Linked DNA regions of Homo sapiens: region 1 is linked to region 2. A link is a contact called in ENCODE Hi-C data. All regions are on one chromosome and are shown on one strand. The core of a region is the stretch at or near the end of the contact, and the rest is flanking DNA. Distances in the headings are between cores, read along the strand shown.

Region 1 (2,500 bases), core at 1-2,500, 780 kb after region 2:
TTTACTGGAGAAAGCACTTGCTTTTCAGCCCGGAGAAGGCGCCACCAGGAACCTGAGGAATCTGGGAACAGATTTTACTACCTTCCCACGTTTTCCCACCTTTTAAATGACTGGAACTGCTTTCTCCTTTGCTTTTCACTATATAGAACGTATGGCTCTTTATTGAAATACTATTTAAACAAGGTTTCTAAGCCACAGCCTGGAGAGAGAAATACTTTTGAACTGAGGCCTATCCCTTGTGATGAGTAGAGCACACATTAATAAACTGCTTGTTTTTCTTTTGTTAATTTGACGTTTGTTTTCAGGAGAGTGTCAACTAATAACCTAAAAAGGGAAATTTAAAAAAAACTTGTTTTCTCCCCTACAGCTGTATTTCGGGCCCCATTTTCCACTCATGGCCACATCCTGCTTGCAGATCTGCTGCTGGGTTAACACAACATCATCTGCCAGTTGGTGTCGTTTATTTGACATCTTGGGGTTTTAGTACTCTGAAGGACACCCACTGCCCTTAACAGAAAAAATACTGCTGAGCAAAGGGTTTAACAGGACTCTCGGTCTACCAGAAGTTCAGTGCATTTTCCAGGATTTTCAAGGCTTCGATGCTGTCATGTTGTGAGCCCACTATCCACTTGTGTTTTTCCATGAATAATGAAGGAAACCTGAGGAATCATGAATGTAATCATTGAGGTAAAATAACCTAGTCATAGTCAAGAGGACAGCTAGTGTTAAACTCCTTTATATATATTTGAGAAAGGATTTATATATTCATAATAACTTTCTGATCTGGAAAGCCCTAGGTTTGTCAACTATTAATAACTGGGTGAATGCTTCAGGTAGTATTTAAACCAACTGCTATTTCATAGCAGACATTCTCCCATGCAGGAGATGCAGTAAAGTACTGGTAGCAATAGATGCTCCTACCAAGATCTCCCCCTGCAACCGCACAGGAAAGGAGGGAGAAGAAACCACCTTGCTTCTCTCATATTTGACAATCATTCATCGGAATAGAGGTCCCTAATGTCCCACATGTAAGTCTGCTGGTTAAGAAAGTTCTAAGATTGGAACTCCATTCAGATATCAACATTTGTAAGAAAAAAAATTTTAAATATAACTTTGATACAAATTTTACTTTGATTAAGATACCTACAGGAAAGAAACTGTTCATTTTCTCTAACAGGATGGAAAGCAAAAAATATGGGTGGGAGGAGTCTGCACGTTGTTTCACAACTTCTCTCTCCCCAGGGCAAAGCAGAGTATGAGGAAGCCAGCACTAGTCAAGTGACTCTAAGAAGGGCCATTTTCCCTTGTTGTCTTTGAAAATACTTCATTTTCTTAGCATTTCAGGAGATTATAACATCCTGTATTTCAGTTTCTGAGAGCTTTACTGACTGATTTCCCTATTCAAAACAATCCTCATTTCCTACATTTCTGAAGATCTCAAGATCTGGACTACTGTTGAAGAAATTCCCAGTAAGGTGAGTACTGTGGGTATTTTTTATAGAAAAGATCTAGATGCTTCCTTGAAAGCCACAAAATCACAAGGGAAAAATCGATATTGGTTCTTCAGGGCAGTGGGGTGAGGGCAGTAGGGCTGGTATCAACTATATTCAGAAAAGTGAAAACTGCAGTTAATACTTCCAATTCTTTACTTACTTCAAAGATAGTAGATATCCTTTATTCTACAACTGGGGCATGAATGAAGGAATATGCATTTTGACCATTGCAGATTTTAAAACAAATTCTCTGAGTATATATTCTCTGAGGTTAGAAAGCTTGGTGGCCATTGGGGTCTGGGCAAAAGACAAGATAATGATTTCATTCTTTTTTATGGATGCATAGTATTCCACGCTGTATATGCATAACATGGATACGGCTAGAGAACATTACCCTAAGTGAACTAACACAGGAATACCAAATACTGCATGTTCTCACTTATAAGTGGAAGTTAAACATTGAATCCATATGGGCACAAGATGGGAACGGTAGACGCTGGGGACTGCTTGAGAGGAAAGGTGGGAGCAGTATGTGGGTTGGAAGGCTATCTATCTGGTACTATGTCGCTACCTTGGTGATGGGATCACCAGACAACAAGCCTCAGCGACACACAGTTTACTCATTTAACAAGCCTGCACATGTACCCTCTGAACCTAAAATGAAAGTAGAAGATAAAATAAGACAAGATAATGATGTGCACAAAGTATCAGGAAATAATATTAAGTAAAAAACACATCTAGACATACAGCTGTATTTTACGGTATCTCAATTTTACAAAACATGTTCTCACACAAAAACATATGTGAGAACATTTTGTAAATAATATTATTCTACAAGTGCAAACACATAGTAGAAAATGTATCCATTTTGCAAACACAATTATTCAAATAATTCAAATAATTCAAATGTGTCAATATTTTCATAAGTATGTTTAACTTTTACATTAGCATCATTCTATACCAGATGTGAAAGGCAGTTTTTTATTCATTTTAAGATTACTTCCTGC
Region 2 (4,806 bases), core at 347-2,846:
TGCTCCCACACTGTGGAGTGTACTTCCACTTTCAATAAATCTCTGCTTTTGTTCCTTCTTTCCTTGCTTTGCTGTGCGTTTTGTCCAATCCTTTGTTGAAAACGCCAAAAATCTGGACAACTTGCAGTCAAGACCCTCTACCAGTAACAGTTTTAAGCTGCAGCAGATCTCCCATCAAGGAATTGTGTACTGGGGAGAGCTCCCAGGGAACTAACCCATGTGCCTATTAAGAACTAGCATTTGGGTACCTTCCAAATGGAAGGTATTCGTGACCAATCAGCCTTCAACTGAGAGGTGGAGAGAACCAACAGACAATTGCAATTAAATGCCCAGTTAGGCAAAATGACTTTTGGCCCTCACTTCCCAGCCCTCCCTGATTTTTCCTCAGGGTCCCAACACAATAAGTATTTTTGGGAAAGGCAGACTTCTATTAAAGGACAGAATACACCACTTCCCCAAACCAAGCTCCACTGCTCAAGTCTGGCTGGTGCTGAGGGGAAGGAAGGAAGTTTTGCAAATCTCACTGCAAAACTTGAAATGAGATGTAAGATTTTAAGTGGACTGCATTAGACTGGACTTCTAATAATTAAGTAAACAGAAAACTACAGAATCCGTCAGGGCTGGAAGAACTGAGAGTATGGTTGAAGGCACTGGTTAAAACCTCATTGAGAATATGTTCAGCAGAGTTCAGAATGTTCATTAAGTTGTTTCTACATGCAAAAAGTCTTTGAAGTAAGAGGCAGCCTGGTTTGTTAAACTGATAGTTTCTGAAGATGACTGGAACACAGAGGGAGAGAAGGAAGTCTGGAAGACTAGGAAGAAGTCAGGCAATGACAGCCTTGTTAAGGTGTTCGGACTTTATTCTGTGGGCCAAGAGAAGCCATGAAATATTTTAATGATCAAATTTGCATCTTAGAATGATCCCACAGCCGGTAGGGTAGGGACTAGAAACAGGGAAATCATTTAAGCAAGAGAAAATGGTATGGCAGTGGAGATAGAGAAATGGCAGTGTGGATGGAGAAAAGTGGGAAGATATGTAGGTGGAGAACTGTCAGGAATTGCTTACTGATGAGACGTGGGCTCGAGGGAAAGGCGAAGGAAGCTTCTCTTTCCCTACCTCTCCTTCCAACTGGCCCTAGAATTGCTGTCCGGTTTCCAGTCCCTGCTCACACTTCATTCAATGGTGGAGGAATGCCCAGCTGCTGTCCCATGGGGGTCTGGAGGTCTATGGGCACCAACAGTACCATTTCCACAGTCTTTCCAGCAGCGATAGGAGGCAGGCTGTGCCTCGAGTGTCATCTGGTTTGGAGGCCGAGGTCCCCACGTTTAAGTGACTTGCTTAAGACCCCACAGCTGGTTTGTTACAGAGTCCAAATTTCACTCTCAGCTTTAGGGCTCTTTTAATAACACTTCATTGCTGCATCCCGAAGTTAAGCAAAAGAAACAAAATAAAGATAAAAAGGAAAGCACTGTTCCAAATGCATAGCCTGGAGCATAGCAAAATATGTAATTAAAGACCCGCGCCTGATGTCGGGGAGCCTCGATGTGCGCATGCGTCCCAGGCTGAGGCCGCCGGAAGAGGTCAGGCGGTTCGCCGGCGTTCCAAGTTGGAGGCCAGCCCAGGACAAGGAGGGGAAGTGCGCATGTGCTCCAAATCATTTCCCGGCCGAGGAAATTGGCTAAGACCGTTAGCTGGTGGGAATCGGAAGAGAATGGGTCACTCGGGCTGTGCGCGGGGCACTATGGGTGTTGTAGTTTTTGCAGGGTGGTAGCAGTTTGTTCTTTTAAGAGGAAATCTTCGCGACTAGTTGAGTCACGAAGATTTTTGAGAAAATCATTTGAGAAAAAGTTGCTTGCACGGGGGAATCGAGTGTGGACTAGCTACGTGGGTGTGGCTTAATTCTGCTGTTTCTCTTTTGGATGAGACATTGAATGAAGTGTGAGCAGGGACTGGAAACCCGACAGCATTTCTAGGGTCACTTTCTGCCTTGCCTTCGTTAACGCTCAGTTCCTCCCACATCTTTGGCTTCCCTCTATAATACCTACAGATTCCCTTTATTATTTCATACTAGCTCCGACTAGTCTTAAATACTCTGTTTCTGTCCTCTTTCTCACACGCAGTTCCTGGAATCTTCATCCTTCTCTCCCTCGTGAGTACCTTTTCTTGTTTTTGTCCTAGACAGGGCTCCTCTAACACTCTGCCCTTGCCCCAGGAGTCACGCCAAGGACCCTAAGAAAAGGATCCCACAGTAAATGTTTTTAGGCACGAGCAGATCGGAACCATCCTACTTCATTTCACTTATTTCTGCTTCTCTTCCGATCCTTGTCTCTTCTGGTTCCACCTCTATGTTCTACCTCTCTGTAGCCTCTTTGCTTCTTTGAAGTCTGGTGGCCTTAGATAGGAACTCTCAGACCTGCCATTTTGTCTCTGGCCTCCACAGCCTGTCATTTAACAGAGGACCTAACCCTGGGTTGACTTCTAGGTCAGAGAGTGGGAAGTGAAACAAATTGGAAAAAGAGAGGAAACTGATGTATTAGGTTTGAAGAAGTCGTCAGGGAGATATATGGTGAAAGAGGGGGAAGAGAGAGTAAAACTTCTTGTGCCCTCAAAAACTCTTTAGTGCTGGCTGTGTGCAGAGGTCTGTGAGCTCTGTGGTGGGGATGCATTAGTTAGAATCTTAGATGCTGAGAGTTCAGTTGTAGAGAACACAGATATACAGGTGAGCAACATTGCAGAATGACATCGATTTATCTTTTACCTTTCTGTGTGTGCTTCTGCTCCTTCCCATACCTACCCCAGCTAATTCCAAAGTATTTTGCTTCTTCACATCTTTCTCTGTTATACACTCCACTTCCCATTCTTAAGGCCCCCTTCCCTTTGTTCTGACCCAAGCTATTTCTTTTGTATATCATGTTAAAGTCATATTTTAGTCTAGCTCTCAAAAACACCATGGTTGTATTTTCAAAGAACTTCCAGAATCTGCTTATTATCTCTTTCAAAGCATGAAATATGCAATAAAACCAATACTATTTTTCATTTAAAAAATATGTAGAGTAATAGTTGAAAGTGGAGAGTGATAATGGATGAATGAAAGTTGACCAGAACCCAGGAGTTTGAGACCAGCCTGAGCAAAATGGTGAAACCCCATCTATACAAAAAATACAAAAACTAGCCAGACATGGTGGTGACTGGACCTGTGGTCCCAGCTACTCGGGAGGCTGAGGTGGGAGGATCGCTTGAGTCTGGGAGGTCAAGACTGCAGAGAGAGCCATAATCATGCTACTGCACTCCAGCCTTGGCGACAGAGTGAGATACTGTCTCCAAAAAAAAAAAAAAAAAGAGAAAGAAGGAAGGAAGGAAGTTGGAAATTTGGCTATACCTCATTTTGGTTTTCTTCCTTTGTTTTGAATTCTCAAAAATGTTGGATTCCCATAATACTAATATACATTTGAGACATGTATTTTTTTTTCTTTTTTTACTCAGGTTTGGTTAGCAGGACATTTCCAGGGTATCACAGTATACTGAAATATTACAAGAAAGGTCCATAAATGCTGTACATCCTCCAATCTGTAAATTGTTCAGCAACAGGAAGACAGTGAAAGATAGACGGCAACTCACCAAGAAGAATATGTCAGTGATTTCCCCTAAGATGTGATTGTTCCACAGAAGCATTCTTCAGGGGAGTGGGTCTGTGCAGGCAGTAAGTGGGAAGATCTTCACTTAGTGTGCCGTCCTTCCTCAGCTTCAAGAGAATCCACTTGAAGGAGAAGTCCCATATATTATGTCCAATGCTGTGAAGCATCTTTTGGTGCCTTCATTTCATCCAACACCAAAATCCTCAATGGTGAAGAAATCTATAAATGTAGTATTGACCTTGAGAAAAAGTTGAGCACAACTGCGCCCTCATGCAGCACTGGAGAAACCTATACATGTAAAGAAGGACAGTTTTCATTTGACTCTCAGAGCTGATTGTATATTGGCAAACATATTTTTCTGCCATTGCTTAGGGATAAGAAATCTAACAGAAACATCAAATAAAATACTGAAGAGAGAAAAAAAACACTTTTTTTTTTAAGGCCTTCTAGAAGGGGCAATTGAGCATACTCCACATATGTTGGCTAGTTTACCAGGAAAAAATAAAAGGAGCCAATTTGAGCAGTGGACTCTAGGTGACAGTTCTGTTTGGGCTGATGAAATCGATCAGCCATGAATACTCTGTCAATGTCTCCCACTACGATTCTCTTGCCATTTTTTTTTTTACCCAACCTCCACTATTTGGCCTAAACATCACCTCTGTCAGTCTCAGAGTTACACTCTCCCTCCTGTATTCTCAAATTTTCACATAGTTGTATGTGTGATTATAACATCATGGTTTCAGCTGGTTTCATCCTCTGGTCCGTTTACCCACCTCTTTTGATCATCGCCTTTTGTCTGGGCCATAAGTGAAAGTAAAAAGGACATTAGGTGAGTAGGAAAGGAGATTTGTTCACAATGCCTTTCACCTTGGCATTTGCCTTGGCTTCTGACCTTCTTTACTCTGGGATGCTTTTCGTGACCTCTCACACCCCATGATGGGTTAAGGGGTCTTTCCTCAAGTTGGTTTGCCCCGACTTTAGTACTTAATTATGCTGTATTATGTCAGGCTTAGGTGTATATCCACCTTACTAGTTGTAATCTCCATGCAGACATGGAATATGTCCTATTCAGCATTGTGTTCCTAGTACCTGGCATACAGTCAGTATGAGTAGATGAGTGAATGTAAAGCTCTTGTTTTTGCTAAACCCCTTTAAACCTTCTTGCTTCCC

What was found. Hi-C counts contacts between places; a loop is a spot of excess contacts on that map. Pooled maps may share reads with other maps.
Region 1: a pooled map shows a loop between it and region 2 (5-fold over the local background). The contact joins the promoter of PYHIN1 here to the enhancer-like site in region 2. A Hi-C loop is called at or near these places in 5 of 50 pooled maps.

The regions. Positions count from the first base shown.
Region 1 is chr1:158,930,302-158,932,801 of GRCh38, forward strand. PYHIN1 (pyrin and HIN domain family member 1) reads left to right here and starts at 1,251. Exons shown (of 9, transcript NM_152501.5): 1 at 1,251-1,475.
Region 2 is chr1:158,148,180-158,152,985 of GRCh38, forward strand. All of the region lies in intron 1 of LOC105371460 (a long non-coding RNA gene), which reads left to right. Among named protein-coding and RNA genes, the nearest start is that of LINC01704, 9.9 kb to the left of the region's middle. Within about 2 kb of position 1,597, at least 22 of the 41 ENCODE cell types and tissues checked have a DNase peak (open chromatin) inside an H3K27ac peak, as active enhancers do.